Regions from separate parts of the Mus musculus genome. Here all the other regions are linked to region 1. Evidence: chromatin loops called from intact Hi-C (ENCODE). Cell type or tissue: heart. All regions are shown on one strand.

Region 1 (4,000 bases):
GAGCTGGGGATAGGATCTGGGTCCACTGGAAACCAGCCAGGGTTCCTAACCACTGACCTATCTCTCCGGCCCACCTCTCTGGTTTTTTGCTTACTCTCTACCATGGCTCCCTAGGAGGAAGGTAACTGATTTAAAGGGTCTGAAAATGACTTAGAACGGCTATGAAGGGGGGAAAATGGGATCCAGGTGAACAAGTCAGTGCCGGGCACCTTCCTCAACGTTGGCAAAGAAAGAAAAGTTTAAGTTCTGAAATATTTCAAGGAAGGAATGAAATATGTGGTAAGAGGTTACCTGAGATATATTATAGGGACCCTTGGCCCTCCGTCCTTCATGTTCTCTCTGCTTTCTGCGCCCTCTCGGTATGTGAAATCTTGGAACTAGAATTTCTGCTTATTGTATGAGACAGATTTTCAAACCTTAAATTTCCTAGGAAGTTTTTTAATAACTGTTATCAAAAGAAAAGTCTCTCTCTCTCTCTCTCTCTCTCTCTCTCTCTCTCTCTCTCTCTCTCTCTCTCTCTCTCCACAGAGTTTTGCTATATAGCCTAGGCTGGCCTCAAACTCGTGGTCCTCCATCTCCCCAGTGCTCAGATTATAGGATTTCACCCTCGCATCTACTAAGAAAGGTCAAGTTCTTCTATCTTAAAAACATTTACTCATGCTGGGCATGGTGGCACACACCTTTAATCCCAGCACTCCAGAGGCAGAGGGAGGCAGATCTCTGTGAGTTCGAGGCCAGTCTGGTCTACAGAGTGAGTCCAGGATAGCCAGGGCTTGTTACTCAGAGAAACCCTGTCTTGAAAAAAATAATTTACTCATTTACCATGTATAAGACCCACGGTTCTGTCAACACCACAAATTAACCCCCCCTTTTTTTTTACATATTTCAAAATACCATGTTGTACATGATAAATATATACAATCCCATTCATTAATTTAAAATTAATTATATATATAAAAAAGAACATCTACAGTCTAGAGATATGGCTCAGGGGTTAAGAGCACTGGCTGCTCTTCCAGAGAACCTGTGTTCAGTTCCCAGAACCTATAAGATGATTCACAGCCATCTGTAACTGCAGCTCCAGGGGATCGAACACCCTCTCTGGCCTTTATATACACCAGACATGCACATGGTACATATGCAGGCAAACACTCAGACATGTAATTTTTTTTTAAACTGGATAAAAAGCATAATCACAATATTCAGTATTTTATACCAGGCCTACATAAGGAGCATAGATCTTAAGGGTTTAGGGTTGTGTTATTGTTACTGATTTTGTTACCATTGTTGTTGTTGTTGTTGTTTAATGTGGCTTTGAACTGACAGTATAGATGAGGACAGCCTTGAACTTCTGATCCTCCTACCTCCGCCTCCAAGTGCTGGGATTACAGGTGTGCTCCACCACAATTAGTTTTATCCAAAGCTGGGGCCCAACCCAGCACGTTGGGCATGCCAGGCAAGCATCCTACCAAGTAGGCTACATCCCCAGGCTAGACCTTAAGACTTATCAGAAATATGTCTTCTCTTATTTCTAGTCTGTAACTGTCAGAGGTAAGCAATGCCTCTCCTGCTGCCACGCACCAATCAGGGTGCTGTCAAGACAGTGACTGGGTTGTAAGCTCTCTGCTCAGGGTTTTACCCATAAAGTTGTACTGCTTTCGGTATTTCAAACAAAGCCAAGTGTTCACTCGTTCTGTTTCCTTCAGCATACCAAAGGTAAACTGACTCTTTTCTGAAGAATGTCAAAAGCCACTGATCTGACAGCCCCAGAGAGGTTATCAGGACCCACGCCTCCAAGACCAGCATGAAACCTGACTTACTGTTAAGCTCTTCCCTCTGTGCCTGCCTGCAGCTCGAGATCAAACACATTCTCAAGGAGGGAACGCTGAGCCCTTGTAGAATCCCCTCCGTCCTACCCCACAATGCACAAGTCCTAGCTGGGACAGACAGAGCACTATGCCGGGAGCTGGGGATAAGAGAAAGGAGGGATAGGGCTGAGAATGAAGGGCTAGTTAGCTCACAGCCCTCCCTAGCCAAGGGCTAGGAGAAGGGAGAAGGAGCCAGGGAAGCCGGTGGAGCTGGGGCTGCCTCCCTCCGTCTAAACCCTGATCTCATACTGCTTCCCTGTGGAGGAATCTCAGAACTGCAGCTTCTCGCTCTGGGCCCCTGCCTGTCACACCCGTCCAGTGTGGTCTCTTGCCTGGGCTGATCTGACAGGTCTTCCCTTACATATATATATATAAGTAAATTTATATTTATATCTCACACACATACATATATACATATATGTGCCTGGGCTGATGTGACAGGTCTTCCCATACATATATATATCTGTATGAATTGATGGGGTGATATTTTTTTTCTTTTTTTTAAGCCCAAAGCCTATGTATGCCTAACAGTGTTCCTTTGGCTCTTCTTCCATAATTACATATACTAGCTTTTACTCTTAAAACTTCCAAATGACTTAACAACATTGCCCCTATTTCCATGGATATTTTTCATTAAGAACAAACCAATGTCCTGGCTAACATAAAGGATTCTTGGTCATCCTTCCTTATAGTTGCCACCCCAACTTCCTGCTTCTCCTTTATGCCTACCCAAGGGTGGCTTAGGCACAAGCATTCACAAGGCTGGCCTTCTTTGTAGAGCATTAGAACCACAAAACACATTTTAGATGACTGACTCTTTTCTTGAGGACTGGGGGGGGGTCTTTAGGACAGAGTCGGAGGGCAGGGAGGGGGCATTGTAGACAGGTTGAGATGCTTTGCGTTAAGAATACAGTCTGAAGAGAGTTGATACTTTTTAGGGGAGGTGAAAAAGAAGGCAGTGGGTTCTTCAGGCAAGCCAGTGGTCTTACCCTGGAGCATTCCCAATCAGAAAATAGACAGGAAGTTGACCACGTGACTCACATTCCATGCAGAACCTGCGAGCCCCTCTCTTCTACTCCTCTCCGCCTTCTGTCAAGACTCCAAGGGTGAAAGCTGTGAGCTGAAGGGGACAGGCCATCAGCAGAGGGTGACTTACAATGAGAAATGAAAATATTTGGATTAGCTATAATGCCAAGCCAGTGGTATTTACAAATTATTAAACTGTCATCCCCACGTGAAATGCGTCTCTTCCTGAATGAAATGTTAAGCTGTTCTTTTGGTTTGTTTCAAACTGTCAGGGCCATTATTTGATGTCCCTTTCTGTTTGTTTATCTTCATTAAGATGTTGAATCAATCATTTTTGCTTTCTCTCTCCACAAGCAGGAGTTGGCACAGAGTCAGGATGAGGGCCAGCCACCCCTCCCCCACCCACCGAGGGCTGTGCAGGTGCCTAGCCCGGTTTGTTCACAGAGGGATCAAAAACATATTTGTTCTCCAGGTTGTGTGGACAGACTGGCAGGGTTTTTTGATAAGAGATAAAAGAAAAGTCTTCAGTCACGGTGAGAAATGACATTTCTATCTGGAACAAGGAGATGCAGTGGATCTCATTCCGGTTTGGAGATCATTTTCCGGAGTAGCATCCTGACAGCTCACAGTGGGGTGGAAACACGGAGGTGGGGTTTGAAGTGGGAGACAGAACTCAGAGCAGGCAGGAAGCAAAAAATGGAGAGCCCTGGACCTTGTCCTGTGACAGATGTCAATGCTGCTCTCTTGAGTGTTCTAAATGTGGCATTTCAGTATCCAAGATGGTAGAGCGTGATTCACCAGGGTTGCGGGCGGTTTACTGTCAGAGGGACCAGTTGCATTTCTCTTTATACAGAGATCCAGCTAGCCCATTGATGCTGTGTAAGGACTGCGGGGGGGGGGGGGGGCGCAGAGGGGTGTCTCTGCCATGTGACCCACTCTCTCCTGCTTAGCAATCCCTTTTGAGGATTTCAGACCAGCTAACCAGGGTTAGAGAAGCAGTCAGCTAGACATAAAAGAGAACTGTGCACACCAGCTGGCCTATCTAGGGATAACACCTGTAACCTTGGTCTCATTAGCCCTGTGCTCTCTCCACCTGAGCTATCTGG
Region 2 (4,000 bases), 52 kb before region 1:
CAAGGCACAGGTACTTTTCCTCTTTATCAGATTGGGATCCATTAAATCCCACTACAGGCAAAGCTTGTGTGTGTGCTCACGCACGCATATTGTTTGGGATAGCTGGAGAGAAGAGCCACTTTTCACATCACTCACCAGAGCTGTTGCCCCCCCCCCTCCGCCCGCCCACCCCCAGTAGAGCCATGTTTTTTAGCAGGATTCCTGTGGGAGACCTGTTTGTGAAAGTGGCATTTGCAATTCACACTGCAGGTCCCTGTGCCAGCTTCAGAAAGCCAAGCAGATGTTTCCTCCTTTCCCCCGCAGCATAGCTCATCACTTATCCCAGGAGGAAAATCAGAAGAGGCTGGGACAAATGCAATTCTGTCAGTCACAGCCACAGGAAAATGGAGAGAGAGAGAGAGAGAGAGAGAGAGAGAGAGAGAGAGAGAGAGAGAGAGAGAGAGAGATTGGATTAAATGTGACTTTGAATTGGGCTTTATTTAAAGGTAGAATGACTGATTCATCGACAGGAAATTTTATCCTCCACCTAAAGCGCCTTTTCTTGCCCCCTCTTTTTTTTAACTCAGCCTTGCCTGGCCGACTTTGACATCTCTGATGGCTCTCTCTGGAGGACAAGTCCCTATGTTCTTTCAGTTTTGTTTCAGCTAAATAGGCTGTGTGAGACCGAGCTTAGCTCTTGGGTTATTTGTGCAAGAACAATGAGGTCGGAAGTTATTTCTTTAGCCACACACCCAAACACATGCATACAAAAGAAAAAAAAACAGACAAATGAAATGTATTTGGGGTTTCATATTACACAGTAACAGGGTCAGGAAATTCTACTCACTAAGCGGGTAATGCATAGGACGAAACAATTTTGCATGGAGCCTGAACTAACATTAGGTGAGATATTCTGCTCTGTGATTTTCTTTTTATTTTTCTAAGCAAGAAATTAAATGCTTCAGAAAATAAAAATATAAGCAATTTAAAACAATTTCTGTTAAGTCTGGACATATATTAAATGTAACCTTGACTAATTGGAGTCTAGAGTCAGATTCTTAAGACAGTTAATTTTTTTACTGATACAACAATGTCTCTGCTTACACTGACACCCTTCAGCCCCAGGCCCTAGGCTGGTGGAAGGACTGCTGACTGAGAAGGTTCCCTGCGGGTACAGGTCTCTGTCTCCCTTTCGGATACTCATTTGCTGTCTTCGCTTGCTCTGTGCAAATGCAAGAGTAGTGTCTGTGTTTCACAAAAAGAATGCATGTTAAAAAGAACTAATGGTCCCACTGTCCATCAGGCTGGGCAGAGATGGAGGTCATCTGGCGGTCAAAACCAAATAATTTCAGCCTGTGCCGAAAGCCCCGAAGCTGTTGACTTGGTGGCAAGAGTTCACCCGCCTCTTGTTGCTTCTGTATCCCCTGAAACCTGGGAGTTTTAATTTTGGCGACAAGAACGGACATATTTTCTCCCTGGCAACTGTGTGTGCACAGTGCTCGCCATTCAGAGTTTGCTCAGGTTAGCTGGGCTGAAGTATACAACTCCTGGATCCACGCCAGCCCTAAATAGACAAAAGGCTGCATTCTGCAATAAGATTCTCCCAAAATATTGGAAGAGGTTGACTATATGTGCATGTTTGAAATTCATTGTTAGGCAGAAATTCTTAACTTCTGTTCTTTTAAAGAGACCCCGTGTTCTTCTACAGGTACAGATTTTAAAGTGACTTCCGAGTTTCCACATTCATAGGGAACAGATGGGAATGGAAGTGGCTCCAGAGTGCTGACAGCTCCATTAAAAATCCTTTAAAATCCATACTCCATAAATCGGAACCACACATTGGATGTAGTCACAGCCCTTTCAGAATGCCCTGCACCCTGCTTGTGAATAGCGCCACCTGCTGGCTGTTGGTGAAAGCTCTTTGCTGATGAACCAGTCTAAAAGTCAGTATTAGATACAATTTAACTGTTTTTAAACCTCTGGAGACTTAAAAGGTTCAAAAAATCATTTAGCCTCATTATTTTAGAACATCTTAGCTACAATTAATTTACAAAAAATATTGTAGGCATTAAAAGGAAAGCACAGGGAATATTGTTTAGATTCTAAAGTATTCTAAAATTGCATCAAATCTGATTATCTTTTAGCTTCAATTTCTCATGCTCCTCTGGCAGATTTCAAAGTCACGAAGTATCTGGATCTTCCAGACTGGGTTTTATTTCTTCTGCTTCTCTTCTACTGACTTTCTAAAGAAGTACATATGTGCAATGAAATATCTAGATATGGAAAAGGAGGAAGGGCAGGAAGGCAGGAGAAAGCCACAGCTGAATGGTTAAGTGTCAGCTTTAAGGATTACGTCTGTGATTGAGGGATTTACCACTCTTATTTTGGCATTGACTCATAAAACATATGTTCACAAAATCTGTTTTATGGGCTTTTTAACAGGGTAAGAAATTTTAAGTGTTCAAAGAAAAGGAAAATCAATCCTTCCTGCTGTTAGGTTGTAATATCTATGCTTTCTTTTAATTGTTCCAGTCTTTGCTCATCACACAAAAATATACAATAATACTTTATAATAAAATAAACTAAAAACATAATGCCACTATTGTACAATACAGTAAATGTTCAAATTTCATGAATTAAAGTCATTCAAAATTGGGTTTCTACCCCACCCACAAATGTGCTTTTATTCTGAAGTTGTGCTGTTGGAGTTTTCTGTTATTCTTAAAACTATAACCTGGTCCTATTTTAATGTATATCTTTAGCCAGGCCACTTTTATGATCCCTTTAAACTCTTAGAAACGTGCTGGTTTGGTGTGAGCCTTAGCCAGTGATTGGGGCTGTCCAGCAGGCACATAGGTCTCTCTGAGCCACCGGAATGAAAGACTAAACACCTGCACTCCTCTCCCCATCTTCCTCATACGAAGTCACACCCTAACATCTTTAGATGTCGCTAGCACTTGTGTTCAGTAGTTGAGGCAATTAGAAGCCTCAAAGTCTTTGATAAGAAGGAGCCCATGGCTGTAGTGTCATGGCTTGGTGCTGAGGTTTGCCTACTCTCTGAAGAAGAATGAAATTGAGCTTTTCTGAAGAGAATAATGACCCCCAGGGATTTTTCTCTGCCTGGGGGAGATCCTGTGGAATTTTCCAATATTTTTTCATTGTGTGTATGGTAACCTGGCACACATCTGTAAATCCCAGCATTCTATAGAGCTCTAGGGCAAGATGAACAACTGTGAGTTCCAGCCTGGCTACATGGCCAGACTCAGTATCCGAAACAAAACAAACAAGAGAAGGGGAACAAGGAAGAAAAAATCTCCCCTTAATTTAGAAGTCTGGATTCAGGGTGACTCCCGTTTATCCCTCCAGCCTGTGCCGCTCTATCACTACCTTTCCGCCTGACTCACAGGAGCAAGTGTGCTGCTCACTTTAAGGGTCACGAGAACAATGACTAAGTTTACTGTAGGCTCCGCCCTTCACCGGTAAACACAGCCTCTACCAGGCTCCTCAGCTGTGGAACGCCCCCTACTGCCTGCAGGATGCTAATTCCTTGATGATTCTCCCACCAGCACGTCCAGTACCCAAGGGGTACAGCAGAACCACATTTCTTCTTACAAGGCATGTCTGGGTCACTGCTCTCTTGGTCAGCAAAACAGAATTCCCACTGTCTGCAGCATTGAAACGTCACACATTGAGAGATGATTTTTTTTCCAACTAATTCAGTTCCTTGCACGAAGCATTCTTTTTGTTGGAGGATGTAGCATCCAAAATTGTCAAGGGTGACAGCTGTCTTCCTGAATCTTCCAGACTCCAGGCTTATCACCCAGACCCAAACACAGCTGCTCTAGTACTAAAATACTATTATTATTATTATTATTATTATTATTATTACTGTAGAATTTTTAAAAGTACGTACAAGAGAGGCCCATTATTCCACACAGGGGCTTTGAAAGTCACTTTGGTCCGAGTAGCTGCCTTTTGAATTGAACCTTAAGAGAAGACTGAAAGAACGTTCTAGACAAGA
Region 3 (4,000 bases), 120 kb before region 1:
CATTTCATAGATTTTAATATACTACTGACGAAGGGTTTGTTATTGAATATCTCTATTATCAAATACCCTTATTCGGACACGGGCTTAGCACACGGGATCTAAAAGGGAAGTAGGATGTGAGTCCTTCCTGTAGGGAATCAGTCACTTAGCTGAAGAGAAGAGCTTTAAATTTCCCCCACCATGCAGTGTATGACACACAGTCAAGTGTTTTTGATGCAGGGCTGGCTCCACAGTGAGCCCCAGTTGCTTGGCCCTGCAGTGTTCTGGGAGAAATTGAAAGGAATATTTGACTTCTGGCCAAAGTGGTTTTGGAAGTCTTTTCCAGAAAGGTCAAACATTTATTGGGCTTGTCCTCCAATTAATGGGAGAACAGTCACAACTTTTAAGTGCGGGGGGCTGATTTTTCAAGAGTGATTTGGCAGAGGAGATTGTTTACACAATGCCTGGAGTATTTTTTGTTTCTCTCCAAATTCTAAACTCATCAACAAGTAACAAGTTTAATAGTGATGACTTCCTCGTACAATAAATAACTATTAAGGACGCCAGTGTGGTCACTTGGGTGGTGGCAGACTCACAGGGTTTCAGTTGCTACTGCATGGTGTTGTGCGTGCTTGTGTAGACACCAATCAGAAGCAGGGAAGGCTCATGTCTCCACAGGCTGTTGATTGCAGAATCTCATACACCATGCCTAATTGTCTTGTTCTCAGAGTCTGTGAATGCAGTGTGGCTCAACATAGCACTTGCTTTGCAGAGACAGTCTCACCACCCCGGGGTTTGTTATTGCGCCCATGGCAATCATGTTTAGAATTCTAAAACCCTCAGTATCATCTTAACGACTAGACTGTCCTTCTCCAAGTTCCACATTGGCCATTTTTACTTCCAAGTCTAATATTCACATACATTTAGAAAAATTTAGTTTGAGCACAAATGACTCCCCAAGGTCATATATACATACACATACATACACACATGCATATATACATATATTCAGCTCTTCATACTTTTGGCAGTCATTGCTTCCCTGTTAGCCATAAATTCTTTTGACCTAAGATTCAAGCAGTAAAAACAAAATTTCTTTGGTCTGGACATATAGCTCAGGGATAGAGCCTTTGCCTAGAGTGTATGAGGCCCTGGGTTTGATCTCTAGCACAGTGAGGGAGAGAGAGACAGAGACAATAGAGAGACAGAGAGAGAGAGACGGAGAGACAGGGAGAGAGAGACAGAGACAGAGATCAGTTAACTAGTACTGAAACTCTGGCTAGACCATAATATTATGGTGGACTAGGCAAAGATGGTTGAATTCACAAACTCTGTTCCCTGTCTGCTCTAGCCTGCTTTTCAGATTCTAGAATCCACGCCCCCCTCCTGCCCATTTTAATGTTGTGCCCTAAGGGACTTGAGCCCAAATACGCTAGCAAGAAATAGATCCTATTAGGCAGAATAGGATCTCTGGCTTGTAAAATATTGGGATTTTTTAGGGGAAATTGTTTATTCAGGGGACATTTGCAGATTTTTTTAAAAAGTGTTAGCCTGTAACTTACATGGCACTGCATATTTTCATAGAATGACTTGGAATGTAGGCACAATTTTATAATTATGTCATTTCACAATGAAGCCTTGGATTTTATTCTATTAACATGGGGTTAACTGCTGTCACGTGCTCGCCTCTCTGCAGACAATCACTGTCATCCCAGAAAGACATTCTCCAACACCCAGCAACAGACTGAAACCTAGAGACTGTCAGAGCTCAGGGTGGGGGGTATCTGGGTTATCTAATGTAGCCCATCTAATGAATTCACATCATTCTTGCTAATATCTCATTTAATTAATTATCAAATATAGCCATTACAGTTTGGGTCTTTCCTTTGCAGGACATCTTTCCCGCCCAACTATTATTGGTAATTTATCCTTCATGTCTTCCCTAAACTTTCCCTTCCTTGGTTTCAGGCCATTGCTCTTTTCTATACCATCTTCTGAGACTGAATAATTCCCCTAATTCATTTATAGTGTTACCTTTAGAAGGTATTAAAGACAGCGAACATTTATCCCCAGAGTCTTCCCTTTTCCAAACTGCATAAATTTCAGTTCTAGCAGGCCTTACCTTCCTCTGCCCTGTCATACCCTCCAGTCACTGTGTATTTATCACATGCCTTGATATTTTCCATTCCAAGGGGATCACCTCACCAAGAGAGCTGCCTTTCGGAGAGGGGAGGGCTGGAGAGTAAAATCTTACATTAAGCACTAGAAGCCGGAGCGTTGTTTTGATGTTGGCGCCGGCGATCATCTGGAGAGCACACTCGTACAGCGTGTGCTGTGGCATATGCTGCGATATATGTATATTTTAATGCCTTAATGTATTATGGCCTGTTGTAATTGAATGTCTATAAAGTAGCAGTTAAAGGATTTTATAGACCTTGGAAAGGATCGGAATTCTCTAGCGCCCTCTTGTGGTAAAATACAATAACGCTCCGAGCATTCTTGGATGTATTTTGCCGAATTTAGTGCAGGGGGTGGGGGTTTGGGGGTGCTATGAATTTTACGTTTTAAACACTGAATATAAGAAATGGATTAGAGAACTAAAAATTTCACACACACGCATGCATATTAATATTTAAAATATTTCTTCTTTTTGGAGAAATTTATTTTCTTTTGACTGCTTTGAACCTCAAAAGATAGTACTTTCTTAGAGCTGTCTTTTCTGTGTGTCCTATTATATAAGTTAAGGGGGGACATACAAAACCAACCATAATTATAAGAATTTTATATTCTTCAGTGATATTGAGGGAAGACTTAGATATGATTTTTAAAATCCAATTTACAGCTATTTTTTTCCATGTCAATTTTAAAGGGAAGTGGTTAGTATTCCTAACATATGTCATTTAATCCTATCTACATTTTCTCTCCTATATTAAATTTATCATTTCGAGGTTATAGTTGTCATATGCTCTTCTCAACCCACACATTTCAAATGTTTATAAATCCTTAGTAAACGGCAGGCAGCCCCAAGGGCAGGTGTATATTTCTATGAGCAACATAAAATTATATTTGTTTCAGAAGATACCACCGCAAGTAGCATATGCCTTAGATCGCTCAATCTCTAGCAAAAACACCAGCTACAACTTGCCAGATAAAAACAGACGCTGTCCTTGGGCTCGTTTGAATTAGCGGCATTTTTTAAAAGCCCTTTGTAGAGACTTGAGGAGTGGTGAAGTCAGCTCCCTCTATGCTCAGGCCACTTTGTAATGGGCCCTTGTCACATGGGACCCCATGTGACAGCTAGGGAGGACACGCTTTGTAAGATCAAGCGTTGGACTGCTCTTTAGGAGAGAATATTGACTCTGGTCCACAAGGGAACTGGCAGAAGATGGCCCAGGCATGGCAGGGTGAAGGGGGTTGGTCACAGGCGATATGAGTGAGAACATTTTGACTAATTTTTCTTTTTCACCCTCCCCCCCTACCAAGAGATGATAATTATTTTTCAAAGCAATAGAAATCAGTTCACCTTTATTACATAGTGGGCTTCCCCTTTGAGATACATGAACACAGAGCTAACTTTGATTTCTTGGGGTTTTGTGCTGTGTAGGTTTGGGTTTTAGACTGGCATTTCCTCTGAGCCCTGGAAAGTAAAACTGAACAAACCTATTAAAGGTGTTTTGCTATTTGGTAGCAAAACGTTTGCGGCTCTTCATAGTAACAATCTCATGTTCGCACGTGGATTAGCAGTACTTTGATATTACGTTTTGAGGTTTATCAATAATCAGGTCAGTTGGCCCTCTTTACCCTGGCTCTGTGGTCAAGGTCAAGTTTCTTGCTTCCTCCTGGGCCTGATTGTTTTTCTTGTAAAGGCAGCATTTCCCATGAGACATTTAAATTGTAACTTTGTACAGTTTTGTATAAGAACTTGAACAGTGCTACCTGAGCAGAGGGCCAAAGAGCAGCCTCTCTTTCCACCTGTGGCACTTGCTACCGTGTTCATATTGATCTGTTTGGTCGTCCACGA
Region 4 (4,000 bases), 110 kb before region 1:
AGCCCGACCGTGCTCAGATTTCCAGTGCCATGGTCACCAGAGCTGAGAATGATAATATATATATATATGTATATATATATATACACATTAGCAGAGGTGAATGTTTCTGATGACCTGCTGGGAATGCTGACATATAGTCAACGTGAGAGTAAAAACCAACACTTAAAAATATTTAAGATTTGCACATGGGCTGGACAGAGTGGTGCATGCCTTTAATGCCAGCACTCAGAAGGCAGAGGCAGGTGGATCTCTATGGGTCCAGAGCCATCCTGGTCTCTGCGTTAACCAGTGCTGCAGAGTGAGACTCTGTCTTGCATCAAAGACATGCACATGAATTGTGAACGATAGCGTTAGGGTGTTTTAATTCTGCCTAGATAAACCATTTAAACGATGAGGTGAGGCAAAGAGAACTAAGTGAGGGGGCGTCAGAACAGCAGGGGTGCATGGGCGGGAGGACACATCTCCAGCCTGGCAGATCCTCTGTTTCTTGTACATTTCTGAAGCTCTGGAAGAGTGGAGAGCTAGGGCCATTTGACCCATAGAGCCTCCCTCCTGCAGGCCAGGTGGTTCCTTTTTCTGTGTATTATCTCCATTTCCCTAGGGTGTTTTCTTTTGTTTTGTTTTGTTTTGTTTTGTTGTGTTGTGTTGTGTTGTGTTGTATTGTGTTTTGTTTTGTTTTGTTTTGTTTTGTTTTGTTTTGTTTTGTTTTGTTTTTCGAGACAGGGTTTCTCTGTGTATCCGTGGCTGTCCTGGAACTCACTCTGTAGACCAGGCTGGCCTCGAACTCAGAAATCCGCCTGCCTCTGCCTCCCAAGTGCTGGGATTAAAGGCCACCACTGCCCCGCCTATTTCTCTAGTTTCAAATGAACTAACTCTTCAGAGTCTCAAGAATAATATGGGACAGAAAGATTTTGACATATATTTTAATTAGTTTGACATGTACTAAAACAAACACATGTATTTCCCCTTCATTATCAGGACAGTTCTAGCAGGGAGAAAGATATACATAAAAAGCTGTGCCTCGCCAGACTGTTTATAATAAAGGTTGTAGTATCGGAGCTTTGAAACCTTGTGGAGGTGGCAAGTGCTACACTGTTACTATGATGTAACCACTTGTCCCTCCCTTGCTTGTGATGTATGGTGCTGTGTTGTTTTTACACAATAATGATGCATACCCCATGAATTTGACAGTGTGAAGAGTGTTTGAGTAAATTAATGAACGATTTCTCTTGCCAAATGGAAGCTACTTCCAGCAGGGACTTTCTGGCTTATAAATGGCAAAGCTCCCCCACTTCCACATCCCTAAGGATTCTGAAATAGAAAGGTCAAAGTTGGGAAAGATGTGACTTGTACCATTTTGGCTTCCTTAAATATTACTAACAAATGCCTCTCTCAAATAGAGATGGACCTTGATTTACAGTGAGAGAATCGTGTTCCAATAGAGCAGTTACCAACTGAAAAAAAAAAAAAAGCCAACCCACACGTTAAGAATCCATTTAATATCCTGAATGTAGCAAATGCAGCATAAAACCAGGTACTGTCGAGTGCAGAGTGAGGTGGGTGAGTCTACCCCACTAATCGACCACTGGGGGTCAAAGCTTGCTGGAGATGTGAGGACAAGATGTGGCTGGAGAGGTGGCTCAGTGAGCAAGCATAAGGGCCTGACCTTGGATCCCCAGCACCCACATAAAACCTGATGAGCAGTGTCTCTGCAACTCAGCTCGAGCAGGGGACAGAGTTGGGCGAATACCAGAGGCTCAGCATTCAGCCAGTCCATCTGCATCAGTGAGACCCTGAATCCAAGTAAGGCAGAGGTTAATGGAGGAAGAAAAGTGATAGGAAATGCACACCCATGGGCCAACACGCCTATGCACATGCATCTACACGTGTGTAAACTACACAAAGAGCACACACACTTTTTAAAAAGAAAAAAAAAAGTTTAAAAGTTATACTGTATGACCTTAACCCAGAGGGGGAAAAAAATAAAAATTAAAAATTCTGAATGTGGGGACTGGAGCAATGGCTCAGTGCTTAAGAGCACTGGCTGCTCTTCCAGGGGACCTGGGTTCAATTCCCATCATTCACGTGGTGGAGCACAACTATCTGTTAACTCCAGTCTCAAGGCATATAATGCCCTCTTCTGGCCTGTGAGGGTACTGCAGGCACATGGTGCACAAACATATGTGCAGGCAAAATACTCACATACATAAATATTTTTGAAATGTGCATAATTTTTATATTAATAAAGATGGAGAATTATAAATTGAACTGTCACATATAATGGTTTGTCTGTATACTTGAACAGTCCTGGGTACTTCTTATTTTTGTTTAGTATCTATGGGTTGGGTATAGGTTATAGTAAGAATTAAAGTCCAGGCTGGAGCAATGCCCTAACTGTTGAAAACATCTACTGCCCTTGCAGAGGACCTGGCTTTGATTCCCACCACACAGTCAGGCATCTCACTGTATTTCCAGCTCCAGGGGATCACGTGCTCTCTTCTGAACTCTCCTGGGCTCCTGCACTCACATGTCCACAGACCCCACCCCCTATCCCCAAATATACACAATTAAAATAAAATAAAATCTTTTTAAAAAATATTGACATTAAAAGTCAAGCTTGAAGCCTTTCCTTTTGAAACAGTTTGGAATTTCCAATACTAACCTGTGCAGGTTATCTGGCAAACATTGGTTGGTACTTAATATGCATCCAGGCAGAGGCCCACCGAGGCAATGGCAGCATTAAGACATGATCTTGGCCTCCATAAAGCACACAGGACAGTTGAAAAGACATGTAAGTTGGCTACTGAGTCATAGCTTTCCAAATGAGGTGAGCGAATGCATGCTGCTGTGAGTACGTGTGGGAGCAACCACACTCAGAAGGAGACCCGAGAATCTGAGGATGCCCCGGTTTACTTCTTAAAGGAGAGATGGAGAACTGTTGGTGTGCCTGGAATTGCATCATGCTCAGTGTTAGGCAACAAAGCATAAGAAGTGTTCTTGTATCACAAACGCACCAAGGCTTTTCCAGGAGGAAACTGGGGAAGATGTAGCAAGATCGCAAATGGGAATGCCCTTTAGACTTAATAAGCTCCTCCTTAGTGATGTATTTTGAGATTTGTTTGTGCATGTGCATGTGTGCACACCTACCCGTAGGTGCACACAGAGGCTGGAAGTGCTAGGAACCTGACTTTGGTCGGCCAGAACAGCGGGAGCTCTTAACTGCCGAGCCATCTCGCCAGACCCAGGAATGTGTTTTGAGCATATGAGAATAACTAACTATATATGACAATTTTTAGGGTGTGTACTTCAAGCATGCTTATGAAAAAAAAAAACAAACAATAAAACAGCAAAAGGACACTCAGCTAAGACACCACCATGCAGGGAAACATTGGAAACCACCACAAGTGCGGTTTGTAGAAGAATGGTCCTTTAAATTTACAGAAGGGAGGGAGGGAGAGCGTGTGTGATTTGGATGTAGAGTCTTCCTGAGTGGTCTGGAATTCATACTCCTCCTGCCTCCACCTCTGGTGCTGAGATTTCAGACATATACCACCACACTCTTTCTGTGCACTCTATTGAGTATAAATACGTTATAAGAGAACACGTAGAGTGAGCACCACTTTTTGAAATATACATCTCTGTTTGCATTCAAAGAACCTATAATGCATGCCACTAAAGTATTTTGGCATACTCTCATTTCACATATGGGTGTGATATATTTGTATTGGCTTATGATTCCAAGACTGAAAGCTATTTCTTTTGGGATTCCTGCAGATGTGCACATCTTTAGAATCAGAAGTTTGGGTTCTAGGGGTATCTTCTAAGGAAATCAGCTAATCAGGCTCCTCGAGGATCAAGGAACTGGCCGAGCCTAACTGCTTAATTACGTGTGGATTGGTTTAATAAATTACAGTGCAGCCTCGTGATGGAATACCCTGCAGCCATTAAAAGCCAGGTTGTCAGTAGAGGAGCCATTATTGTCATAGGAGAATGTTGGTGA
Region 5 (4,000 bases), 92 kb before region 1:
CAGGACAGCATGGAGAAGCAGTTCTCGAGAGTTAGGCTTGAGATAATTCCAATGAGAAATGAATGATCAAGACTTGGGCTAGCATTTGTCTGCCGGGCACTCAGAGTAGCTGACAGGGATAATAACGAGTAAGGAGTTGCATAGCAGCGTAGCAAGCATTAAAAACTGTCATACTGCGCTCCGTGACTATTGAACATTGATTCAATTACCTTGCATGGTCTCTGTATATGTATTTCAAAATAGATGGGAGCCTCTAAAATACCATATATGTGAACATACATGTATATATACATACCGACACATAGGTATTTATATCTCTGTTATCTAGATCGTTCCTTATACAAACAAAGATTTATGTTAATGCAAGATTTTGTGTCTACAGAAACCTTAGCTAGTGGTTGAATTATGAGAGGCCAGTTTAAGTTAAGGATATCATTTATACCTTTTGAAAATTTACTGGAGAATTGTCAAGGCAGTGCCTAACAGGGTATTCAAAATGTTTATTTACATTAGAAGCAAGGAACTCCCATTCTTAAAATTTAACAAGAAGCTTAACAAGGCTTGTTCTGGCATGAATAAGATTCCAGAGACTTTTTTTAAACAGGAAAATGAAAATGTTTGCTACATAAATACTGTAACCGAATTGTTCAAAACATTACATATAGCTATTTAGTGAGATGGTGCATTGTTCTAAACTATTATCAGAAACAAACTTCAGACATGAAAATCAATTTCTTTTGTAAGGAGTGCATTGAAAGAAATGACATGAATTGAGAGAAAATGCTTACATTTTAATTTTTTTTTTTTTTTTGAGGAAGAAAGATCCCAGACACCATCATTCGGCTTCTTGACAGCTCGCAGGCATCTAGAAAATGCTCCACTTCCTGTCTTTATGAAATCCATGAACGCTCTTTTAGTTGAACAACTGTGTCTCAAAGTACTTACAAACAAGGGGGGACTGAGCTCAAGTCGATATTCAACTGCTCATTTGGCTCTTATGTGTCAAGAACTCTTGCAAGTAATTTATGTGTATTAATTCATCCAATCTTGATGAAGAGGAGCAGGCCCCGTTTTTATCTCCATCTTACAGATGGGGAAAGTGTAGCTTTACTCAAATGGTGGTTCCCCCTTGAGATCAGAGAATGGTATATGTGAGAATCAGGACCTACAATTCTGGAAAGACCTGCTACATAATTAGATGAAGGGTGCGTCTCTCTATGCCCATTTTGGCTGTAGAAAGAGATGATGGTGCCTGTAAAAGCCCTATGTGCGAGCTAAGCAACCTGTTTGATAGGCCATAAGAAGGGAGCATTGCAGCCAAATGAACAAAAACAAGCGGTAATTTCTGCTCTTTTTGAACTTTGTGTATTTAGAGATGGCTGCTCTTGGTCCATTGCATAACGTGGGGCTCCTAAGACAGTGCCACAAATCCTTATGCAAACTTGCCCATGAAGAGGGGAAGGGAAGTACAGGGTGCATTCATTTTAAATCTGACCTTGTTCCAGCTCATCGCTCTATTCCTAGGCAACAAAATTAGGTCCCTCTGGAGCACTTCGTTATTTTCCTTATTTACGCTAATGTTAGCTCAGCTGTACCTTTGGAAAGATGGCTGAAGGGAAATTAAGCAGAGCATAAGGGTCTTTTTCTTCCTCCTCTTTTTAAATAACCATTGTGAACCATAACTTAGTGTGCCAAAGACTGGCTTGTGAGCCATTGAATTCACAATGAAAAGAACGGTACTGACAGTTCATAATTAGTGTCTTCACCCTGTCTGCCAGAGCCCTCAGCAAAGGTGTGCCTGTACCCTGTCGGTTTGAGAGAAGGGGTGGGGGGGAGCCACCTTGTGGCTGGAAGACGATCCAGCAGCCTGTATGACCCTTGCTGGTTCTCAGCAGGCAGGGGAGGGGGGATGAGCACAGCAGCCAGTGATAAATCAGAAATATCAATCACTAAATATCTGTGGAAAGTGGTAAGAGTTATAAATAGAATCTATAACTACGATAACACTGAAGCTGTAGTTGTAAATATACATTATCCTCTTTAATATGACACAGGATAGATTGAGAACTGAGGAATTATTAAGACCCCACCAAAAAAAAATTGGAAGAAAGAATGAAAACATTTAAGTTAAAATTATGTTCATTTTGTAATTCAATAAAGAATTCCCAGAGACATATTTTTAAATTTAATGTTGTTTTCTATAGCACAGAAAAAGCCCCACAGACATCTGTTTGCATACATTGTGTGTCAGGCAACATCAGATTTGAATGGAATTTATCTAAATTTTATATGCATGGCTTGATGTAAATTGAAATAAATTGTACAGCATACTCTGCGTGGACATATTGGTTTTTCCATCGCGGCCTGAACTTTTGACCCCAGGGCCTGGGCCGGTCACACGTTGACCTGTCTGAACTCTGCTGGTAGATCCAAGTATGGAAGGCCGGCCTTGCAGCCATGGCAACCGTGAAGCAGGGTCCATGACTCCACTCTCCTTTTCTCCCTCTTTTCTCCACACTCCAAACAAAACAAAACAAATTAGTATATTCTCGCACAGTCGGTGAGTGTAATCTCAGAGTACTTCTGCCAAGATGGGTTTTGCCCCGAACCTAAGCTCTGAGCAAAGCTGTTTTAGCCGGCTTGTCAGCTGTTAATGAAAGTTGGAAATGAAAGTCTTTATAAAAGTTAATGGAAAAGACCCCTTCCTGGGACACATTCATGTGCCTGTCTCCCATTAAAATAAAATATACTCCACGTGCTCATATATTAGGCTATAGTGTTGCTATAGGTGTGTTGTGCATGCAGATCAAAGTGATACTTTTGTGGGATGTTGGCATAATCCTTCTTAGGTAGATTTATTTTTTTAAATGATTTATTTATTTTGCTTTTAAGTGCACTGGTGTTTGACCCACATGCATGTCTGTGTGAGGGTCTCAAATCACTTGGATTACAGATACAGTTGTGGGCTGACATGTGGGTGCTGGGAATTGAACTCAGGTCCTTTGGAGGAGCAGCCACTGCTCTTAATCACGAAGCCGTCTCTCCAGCCCTCCTAGGTAGATTTAAATAAAACAGTATTGCTCCTAATATCTATGTCATACTGAACATTCTGCTGTTCCATAAAGCTAATCTGTCAGAAACAGTAAGCATGGGGCTCAGTTTCCTGTTAGAAGATGTAGGCTCTAGTTTGATTAGGATGCATTTATACCTCTGATTTGCTTAATTTTTTATTAATTTATATTAACTGCACAAAACACTGGGCTGAATTGTGATATTCTCATATTTGCATGTAAAATCATTTGATCATCCCCTCCCGCCTTCCATTTGATAACCATCTCTTGCCTTCCTCTCCCTTCCACATCTCCAGGCGTCCCCCCTCCCTTTACGTTATGTCCCTTCCTCACCCCTAAATCCCACATCACCAGAACTTACCATCTCACAGTCATGGTGGCAGTCCACAGGCATTGACTTACGCATTTACACAGGCTGTATCTGTGGCTGCTCATTTATTCACGCAGGAAGCATTTGTCAAAGGCTTACCAGGTAAACTCCAACTCCATAAATTGAAGTAACCACAACCAAAGATGTGTGACTGCTCTTAAAGAGGGAGACACAGTTTTGACAAGACTTGGAGGGACTATTAGACAGTAGTGACAAAATGTGTAAGAGTTTGTCATTGTATACAAGCTGACCAAGAAACATGACTTCATGGAGTTGTCTGATTGGCCATGGATTTAATGAAAAGGACCTTTTATGAAACAAAGCCTTGGAAAAGGCAGTCTGTGCACAGACAATCAAGATTTAAGAGGTTTCAAAGAATGAGCAAAACCTTGGATGGTATTGGTAACGTGTAAGGGTTACATGTGTTGGGGTGACAGGATAGATGAGGGTGTGACCTGGCAGGGATTACAAAGGTTCTTGAGTGACCATGGAGTAATCTGATCTTTCTAGGGTTTAGTGTTGTCTTTTTTCAAGGGAAGGATGAAGAAGATCTTAATTT
Region 6 (4,000 bases), 230 kb before region 1:
ACGGAGACAGGCAGGGCACAGTGAAATGTAAGACAACAAACAGGTTTTGCCACAGGCTAGAGAAATGTGAATGCCCTTAGATTTGAATATACTTGGATGGAGAGAAGCCAGGTACATGGGTGAATTCATACCTTAGTTGTTTTGATTCCAAGATTTCATAAGCTGCACCTTTTCACACACACACCCCTGGCTGTAATAACTTTCCCATCTTTCTGCTCCAGGGTATTCCCGCCACCCTCACCCCACACATTTCTTCCATCAAGAACTCTTTAGGTTGTTGTCATTTAAAGTGAAGTCCCTAGACCAGAATGGCTGGTCTCAGATGATAGATACTATTTAGAAATACATAGCTTCCTCTCCATTCTCGCTGAACCCAGATCACTAGCGATGAGATGAAGAGCAATTGTCTCCAGGTAACTTTGTATCAGTTCTTCAGGGGATACTTTATGCACATGCACTGCAGCAGGAGAACATTGCGATTCTGACTCAGTGGACCACGGGGCAGAGCCTGTGACCTGTATCTCGGAAGACTTTAGGAACCCAGTCATGGGCTGGAGAGATGGCTCAGTGGTTAAGAGCACTGACTGCTCTTCCAGAGGTCCCGAGTTCGATTCCCAACAACCACATGGTGGCTTACAACCATCTGTAATGGGGTCTGGTGCCCTCTTCTGGTGTGTCTGAAGAGAACAATATACTCATATGTATAAAATAAATGAGTACATCTTTGAAAGAAAGAAAGAAAGAAAGAAAGAAAGAAAGAAAGAAAGAAAGGAAGGAAGGAAGAAAGAAAGAAAGAAAGAAGAAACCCAGTTATGTACATAGGCAAATCAGTGGTCCACAGTTCCAAAGCCTAACTGTGCTGTTTGCATAGGATTGATGTATTAGAGAAAGAGGACTTACTGAGGGTGGGGTCTTAGTCAACGGCCACCTGGCTTTGTGTTTTGTTTTTCAAGCATATTTTGGTCAGAGAGTGGGTCTGATGACAGTGAACCCACAAGGTCTCAGCTATGGAAGATTAAAGATGGGGCGAGGAGCAAAGGGACAAGCAGGGTAGGGGTTTGTAGACCTGGGTTCTAACGCTAGTTCTTGCTCTGTCAATAAGTGTGTTAAGATGCAGTCCCTTATTTCTCTGTCATCTATAAGCTGAAGATGACAGTCATGCAATCTCTTGACATGCTGGCCCCTATTAAAATGAAATAACATTATACTTACTTTAGCAGAGGATTTTTCTCTCCAAGTGAGTAAAGGAGTCTTAGCGACATGGGGACGCTAAACTGCAGAACTGAGAGCCATGTGCTGAGTACTTGGCCCCCAGGTCCCTTGTGAACCATAGGTGGAATTAGTTCTAACTCGTCCCAGCTCCGACATGCCTCTCAAGGTGTTGTGTTGAGGATGCCAGATCTGAATCAGGTCTCAAGGACGGAAATCTTTGCTAAGTGTGTGACTTTGGGCACGTTATTCTCCTGAAGCTGTACTTTTTTATTTACTAAAAATGAAATGATGATTTAAAAAAAAAACCTATCTGAAAAGGTTACTGGGGACTTTAAAAGATTCAGTATATGTCAAGGGCTTAAGACAGTGTCTGGCGCATTGGCTCAATGTCCCCAGGCTGGCACCTGGAGGAGGTGCGACCTCAGATCCTGCAGCAGAGGGCAGATGGCAAATCTCCCTCTCGCCTGTAGGTGGCGCCTCTCTGTGTTGAGCTGACTACCTGCGTCCGGCAAGTCTCAGCAAATCAAGTAGTTTCCTGGCATCTCTTGCTCTGCCTAGGATTGCTAGAGCCTGACTCCTACAGTCTTCTGAAGCTTGCTCCCAGGATGGCCAGTCTTAGGGATACCGACTTCCTAAAATGACATCCCTTCCCTGCTCCTGAGCACCTGCCACCCAGGAGGACTGGTCCTGGGAGGGTTCCCCAACCAGCCCTTGAGGTAGGGAGTTTCCTTTCTGCTAGGTTAAAATGACAAATTGGTACATGAGCGGTTAATGAAAGATGCTGGAAACGTCTGTGGAGATCAGAAAAATCGCCTCTCTGAGCTGACAGCCAGGCCATCTGCATTCCCGCATTTCTATTAATTCCTTAACAATAAACGACAGGAGCGCCTAGAGGGTTAACAGCTTAATTTAATCTCTGAGATTCCTTCCTGGAGCACTGAGAATTAGAAAGGCAGTTTACTGAACGTTATCCGCACACCTGGTTTTTACCCACTTGATGCCCTGAATCTGTCTTCCGGGCCACTCCTACTCGCCTGTACGCAGAGGCTCTGAATACTTTTCACGGGTCACCCTTGGACTCACTGAACCCCAACACTGGTCTCCTAGTTTCTCCACATTGGGCTTCTTACTTGCAGTTACTCTAAATGTTGGTTTAGGTCATTTCCCTGGGGTGGGGGATGGCTTTCTCTATAGGGAATGAATATCCTTTCCACAACCAGAACAAGAGCTTTTGACGTGAGTGTGAGTGTGAGTGTGTGTGTGTGTGTGTGTGTGTGTGTGTGTGTGTGTGATGGCCTCTGTGTGGGCGCCACAGCTTCATGGGCTCAGTTCTCGACTTCTACCTTTACACCGGTTCTGGGCATGGAACTTGGGTCACTAGCTTTTTATCAGATGAGGTATCTGGCTAACAAATCAGGCTTGGAGTCCCTAGCCAAGCATGAAATACTACTTGGAGACATTATTTCTGATGCTAATCCTTTCCTCTGAGGAAGACCAAGGCTTGCAAATGTTTAGTGGCTTGTAAGATTGTCTATCCAGCTAATGTCAAATCCCTCAGATAGAACTCAGGTCTTCTCACGCCTGCACAAACACTTGTTCCATAATAGGGTCGGCAAACAAGTTTGTCTTCCGCCTTCATGACTTAACTCCTCCGGAGGCTGGTAGGTAGGGGCTGCCTAGGTTGCTCCCTGGTTTAGGAGGAAAGGCCTCAGGGACACTCATGCTTTCCAGGCCCAGGGAAAGAGCAAAGGTATTTGCTGTCCTTGCATTTTTCAGTGGGGTTCCTTTGGGTTAGGCATTTAAAGACTCTATTAAAATGGAAATGTTATCTTGGAGGAGTAATGCATTAAGCCATTATCTGTCATTAACACCTTGGCAAGAACGCATTTAAGATGAGCCTGCTTGTTACTGGCAGCTCCCTTAGGGAATGGGAACTCTGGCCTCCATAGAGAGGCCTAGGAAAGGGTCTTGCCCTGGAGAAGTGCAACATTTGTAGAGAAGGAGCAACTGTGTCAGGAATTTCTATCTTTGCACCTTACAGAGCATTCTAGAATCAGTCACTATGCTATCTGCTCCTAACAGGTGTATGTATACTCCTAATCTCAGGTTCTTGTATAAATAGTTTTCTTATTTATTTATTAATTGTTTTATTTATTTACTAATTATTTTATGTATTTATGTATTATTTATTCATTTATTCACTTTTAAAAATACATCAAAATTCAGAGGTACGTAAGAGAATCCGTCAAGCCTCAGCAAACATTACATATAAAGTAAGGTGTCTAGGCTCCTTTAATTAAAGTTTGATTCATCAGTTCAAAAATAGTACAAGGTCAAGCTCAGTTTTCCTTCTCTCTCTTTTTTTCATTTTGGTTTTTCGAAACAGGGTTTCTCTGTGTAGCCCTGGCTGTCCTGGAACTCACTCTGTAGACCAGGCTGGCCTCGAACTCAGAAATCTGCCTGCCTCTGCCTCCCAAGTGCTGGGATAAAGGCGTGTGCCACCACTGCCTGGTTCAGTTTTTCTTTTCTGTCTTGTTTATCTATCTATCTATCTATCTATCTATCTATCTATCTATCTATCTATCTAGAACTGGCTTTGAGCCATCAGTTTTATTACTTTGCAGTTGCCATATTTGATGGTTTTTGTTTGTTTGTTTCAATCTTTTTCCTAATTATTTTTATAGACAGTCTTCTGCTAGCCTGGGCTGGCCTGAAACTCATGACCTTTCTGCCTCAGCTCCCAAAAGACGGAGTCACAGGTGTGTAGTACCACATCAAATTGAAATCA
Region 7 (4,000 bases), 230 kb before region 1:
AACAGTCACCCGGGGCTCTGAGCCTCAGTGTCCTCATCCGATAAAATGATCTCTCTGATGAATCCGTTCATCTCCAACAGCTTAGATCCATGCTCACCAAATACATTACCAACTCTTCTTTAGGGTAGTCTGTCATCAGAGAACTCCAAATTCCTGTGGCAGACCAAAGTTCATCTCTTTGACTGGACCATGTTAGAGACCACACTCTCAGGGTAGGTGTTCTTGTTGTTGTTGTTTGTTGTTGTTGTTGCTGCTGCTACTGCTGCTGCAGCAGCAACTGGGGCTGCTATTTTGCTTTGGTGTTAGGGATAGAGCCCAAGGCCCTGTTCCATGATTGGCAAGTATTCTACCATGGAGTGGCGTCATTCTTGGCCCTCAGTGTTAGTATCCAAATGCTTTGCCATTGAGGCTCTATGATTATAATCTATGCCAGTGGGTGACGTTGCTTTAGAAAGTCCTCAGACAGAAGCCTTTAGAATTCTCCTGCCCACCATTTTCCAACTCCCCCGGGACTTCCAGTGCCCACATAATATGTTCACTATTAAAAATATGAGTCTATCAGGCCAGGAAACAGTTTCTCGTCCAAGAGAAAAGCGATTGTTAAAAGAATCACATCATAGTATTAACCCTGGCTGACCTCATTATCACACACAAGGTTAGTTACCTAGAGACGATCAGTCTGGGGAAAGAGCAGATCTGGAGACGAAAGGGATCTTAGGGGATTTGACTGGGGAAAAAAAAGAGTGGCCAAGAAGGATAAGATTAGCTGAGGTACCAAGGAAGAGCCCACTGGTCAACTGGAAGCAGAATTCATTCATTCATTCATTCATTCATTCATTCAGTCAGTCAGTCAGTCAGTCAAGCAACATTCATCACGCCTATATAGTGCAGTCTTCTACTTCAAAGACCAAACTGGCAGCTTCTCCGTGGTATCCCAGGAATCTTACAGACCTTTTTAATGATGCCCCGGCCTTCCTCATGCCCCTGTTTAATTCTTTTGTGACTATGGCCATGGCCTATGCTCAGAACATCCAGAGCAGGAAAATCTGAGCATGTCACATAGCTGCTCGTAAGACTCCTTAGCCACATCACAAAATAACGATGTTCATTTCCTATGCGTGTGCAAAATGGAACGCAGGGTATGAAGACTCAGACTCCTGGGGTTCTGTGGATGGAAATGACTGAGAAGTCGCCTAAGCCGGGCTTTGCTGTCGTAGCCTTATTACTATAAAGTCTTAGATTTCTGAGGTTCCTGATACACATGAGAACAGAGACATTCTGACAAAGCCAGGGGTGGAGAAATGGGCCACTCACCCTTTGTCCCCTTGTCCTATCCCTGGAGTGTTTCTGACCCCTCTAGACATGCTGATGTTCCTGGGAGCATAGATAAATCCGAGTCCTGCTGATCCCTCCAACAATCTCATTTTGTACATTTCTTTTTGTAAAGCGGGGTACTTCATATTTCTATTGATTTAGCTGTCTTATTTTCTTTTTTAAATCATAGGTTTCTTGAGGGCAGGAACTTTTTTGTTTAAATTAAAAATTTTTTTTTTTTTTGTAGTGAGCTTTCTCTTCCTATGAGTGTTTAAGGCCTTGTTAAAATCCTCCGGTTATTGCCAGAAATGATCAGGGACTTTAATTATATATAAACATCCTTTATTGAATCTTTGAAAACTGACTTCACAGAAGTACAGAATTCTCAGCTTGAAGGGACCTCTGAGAACGTGTGCTTTAACACTCTAATTTTCTGGAACTGGAAACCGGGGCCCAGATAAGTGATTAGGTTGATGTCATGTACTAAGTTAATGGTGGCATTGGGACAATACTGCTGGATCCTGATTCCCGGTTTAGGGCTGTTATAACTTCAAACGGGAGGCTACACTTACACTGCTAGAATATTATGGATTTGTATTTCTGAGAACACACTTCAACTATAAATAGTTTCTCTTTCTCCTGTCATAAATCTCTTTCTTTCCTTCCCATCATTAGATGAGAATTGTTATTAGAATCCAGGGCCGCTATTTTATTAGCTGTAGCTTTTTAACTTATAAAATTAAAAGGTACTGGCATAAAGAAGTGTCCGCCATACATTAAATGGAATACAACTATTATTCACTTAAAGCTCTGGGCAATATCCTGAGGGTTAGTGGGACACATTTTTCGATGGCCGCTCTTAACTTGATTATCTCATGAACACTGAAGTCCTTCATGATGGGATAACCGCGTGCCACTCATAAGAGCGATGCTAAGAGTTCACACCAGAACTTGAAGAGTTTAAGATGCACATTTCCCCTGTTCTTTCAGACTACTGTGCACTATCATGCACTAGATAGAGACCTCTCCCATTTACTCAGTCCTTTACGGACAGGATTAAAGACGTCTCACATGTCTCAAGCCTGTGGGAAAGTTCCCCACACATTCTCCCTTTTGCATCCATTCGCTCATTTTTGTAAGATGAGTTCCTAAAAGTGCAATTTCTGGGTCAAATTTTGAGCTAATCTGTGACATTCTTCTTCAAAAAATTTTTTTCCTGTTGCTAGGACTAAAATAAATAAATTCCAACATCTGTATATGACTATATATCTTATTAAGGTTTTTATATAAATGAGGTTATTTTAACTTCAATATTGATTTAATTATATTATATGTGCATGAAGGTTTTGCCTGCACACACACACAAACACACACACACACACACACACATACACACACACACTATCTGTGTGCTGCTGTGCCTGGAAGCTGGAAGAAGGTGCTGGATCTCCTGAAACTGGAGTTAAAGCCAGTTGTGAGTTGTGAGCCACTACGTGGGTGCTGGGAACTGAACTTTGGTCCTGTACTAGAGCTGCAAGTCCTCTTAACCACAGAACTATCTCTCCAGCTCCCTTTATTTTATTTTATATTTATTTATTTATTTATTTATTTATTTATTTATTTATTTAGAGACAGGGTTTCTCTGAATAACCCTGGCTGGTCTGGAACTCACTCTGTAGACCAGGCTGGCCTCGAACTTAGAAATCCACCTGCCTCTGCCTCCCAAGTACTGGGATTAAAGGTGTGCACCACCACTGCCCGGCTTTCCAGCTCCCTTTAAAAACAAACAAACAAAACCCTTTTTAAGTTATCATATGAGTTCTTCAGTGGGAAAGTTGGGATTTAGATAAGTTCATGTGTTTGTTCAAGTCCTATGGCTAGGGAAGGTGGAGAGAGTTTTCTCATTCCAGTATGGTTTCATTGCAGAAATGGTTCATGGGGTTGTCGAAATGGTTCATTAGTTAAAAGCACTTACTTCTCAGCAGAGGATCCAACCTTGATTTCCACCACTCACAATCTTTAACTCCAGCTCCAGAGGATCCAAGGCCCTGTACTGGTCGGCACAGTACCATGAACATACCTGTGTGTGGTGCACACACACTCTTGTAGGCTCACACACATACCCATGACGATATAGGTATATTCATACACTTATTTCTATATATGTCTCTGTATACAGAAACACATATACATACACACACACATATGTACACACACACACACATATATGTTTGTTTCATTTTTGTTTTTTGTTTTTCTTGAGACAGGGTTTCTCTGTGTAGCACTGGCTGTCCTGGAACTCCATCTATAGACCAGGCTGGCCTCAAACTCATAGATCCTTTGCCTCTGCCTCCCAAGTACTAGGACCAAAGGTATGCACCACCATGACCTGGATTAAAAAAAACAAAAACAAACCAAAAACACGGAAGTAAAGCTCTTAGAGAAAGGCTAAGATCAAAACTGCAGCAGAGATGGCTACTCTGGGCTAGATCATGACTGAGCAAAACCGTCCAGCCCTTGCCTTGAGGTTTGCTGGAGAGGGTACCAGCTTCCTGTCTGAAGCCAGTTGCAGGCCTGCAGGTCCTTCTTTCTCACACTGCTTCCAAGGGAAAACCTGTGTCCCCTATTCTGAGATGGGATACCCTTGTTAAGAAAGAAGTGGACACTTCCAGATAGAGGTAGAGAG

What was found. Hi-C counts contacts between places; a loop is a spot of excess contacts. Peaks named below come from ENCODE experiments on the same cell type or tissue, not always from the same donor. Only the 100,000 strongest peaks of a DNase experiment are listed, where the experiment ranks them.
Region 2: it touches region 1 in a loop (2.1-fold over the local background); 4 of 42 quality-filtered maps call a loop at or near these places.
Region 3: a loop joins it to region 1, with 4 times the contacts of the local background. A loop is called at or near these places in 11 of 42 quality-filtered maps.
Region 4: it touches region 1 in a loop (2.2-fold over the local background); 16 of 42 quality-filtered maps call a loop at or near these places.
Region 5: it touches region 1 in a loop (3-fold over the local background); 8 of 42 quality-filtered maps call a loop at or near these places.
Region 6: it touches region 1 in a loop (8-fold over the local background); 5 of 42 quality-filtered maps call a loop at or near these places.
Region 7: a loop joins it to region 1, with 2.0 times the contacts of the local background. A loop is called at or near these places in 5 of 42 quality-filtered maps.

The regions. Positions count from the first base shown.
Region 1 is chr11:96,671,903-96,675,902 of GRCm38, forward strand. All of the region lies in intron 4 of Skap1 (src family associated phosphoprotein 1), which reads left to right. Among named protein-coding and RNA genes, the nearest start is that of Snx11, 100 kb to the right of the region's middle. In heart, a CTCF peak has its summit at 2,121; no DNase peak of the experiment used is centred here; H3K4me3 peaks cover 332 bases; H3K27ac peaks cover 378 bases; H3K27me3 peaks cover 113 bases.
Region 2 is chr11:96,619,520-96,623,519 of GRCm38, forward strand. All of the region lies in intron 4 of Skap1 (src family associated phosphoprotein 1), which reads left to right. Among named protein-coding and RNA genes, the nearest start is that of Gm38960, 81 kb to the left of the region's middle. In heart, CTCF peaks have their summits at 1,875 (motif pointing left), 2,093 and 3,499 (motif pointing left); no DNase peak of the experiment used is centred here; H3K27me3 peaks cover 2,645 bases.
Region 3 is chr11:96,550,907-96,554,906 of GRCm38, forward strand. All of the region lies in intron 4 of Skap1 (src family associated phosphoprotein 1), which reads left to right. Among named protein-coding and RNA genes, the nearest start is that of Gm38960, 13 kb to the left of the region's middle. In heart, CTCF peaks have their summits at 2,449 (motif pointing left) and 2,659; no DNase peak of the experiment used is centred here; H3K4me3 peaks cover 296 bases; H3K27me3 peaks cover 3,112 bases.
Region 4 is chr11:96,562,154-96,566,153 of GRCm38, forward strand. The region is part of intron 4 of Skap1 (src family associated phosphoprotein 1); the gene reads left to right. Among named protein-coding and RNA genes, the nearest start is that of Gm38960, 24 kb to the left of the region's middle. In heart, a CTCF peak has its summit at 2,149 (motif pointing left); no DNase peak of the experiment used is centred here; H3K27me3 peaks cover 466 bases.
Region 5 is chr11:96,580,365-96,584,364 of GRCm38, forward strand. All of the region lies in intron 4 of Skap1 (src family associated phosphoprotein 1), which reads left to right. Among named protein-coding and RNA genes, the nearest start is that of Gm38960, 42 kb to the left of the region's middle. In heart, a CTCF peak has its summit at 1,853 (motif pointing left); no DNase peak of the experiment used is centred here; H3K27me3 peaks cover 788 bases.
Region 6 is chr11:96,437,275-96,441,274 of GRCm38, forward strand. No RefSeq gene overlaps it. Among named protein-coding and RNA genes, the nearest start is that of Gm11529, 25 kb to the right of the region's middle. In heart, a CTCF peak has its summit at 1,670 (motif pointing right); a DNase peak (open chromatin) is centred at 1,677; H3K27me3 peaks cover 2,745 bases.
Region 7 is chr11:96,443,164-96,447,163 of GRCm38, forward strand. Gm11529 (predicted gene 11529) reads right to left here. Exons shown (of 3, transcript NR_033524.1): 3 at 3,736-4,000. Among named protein-coding and RNA genes, the nearest start is that of Gm11529, 19 kb to the right of the region's middle. In heart, no CTCF peak of the experiment used is centred here; no DNase peak of the experiment used is centred here; H3K27me3 peaks cover 751 bases.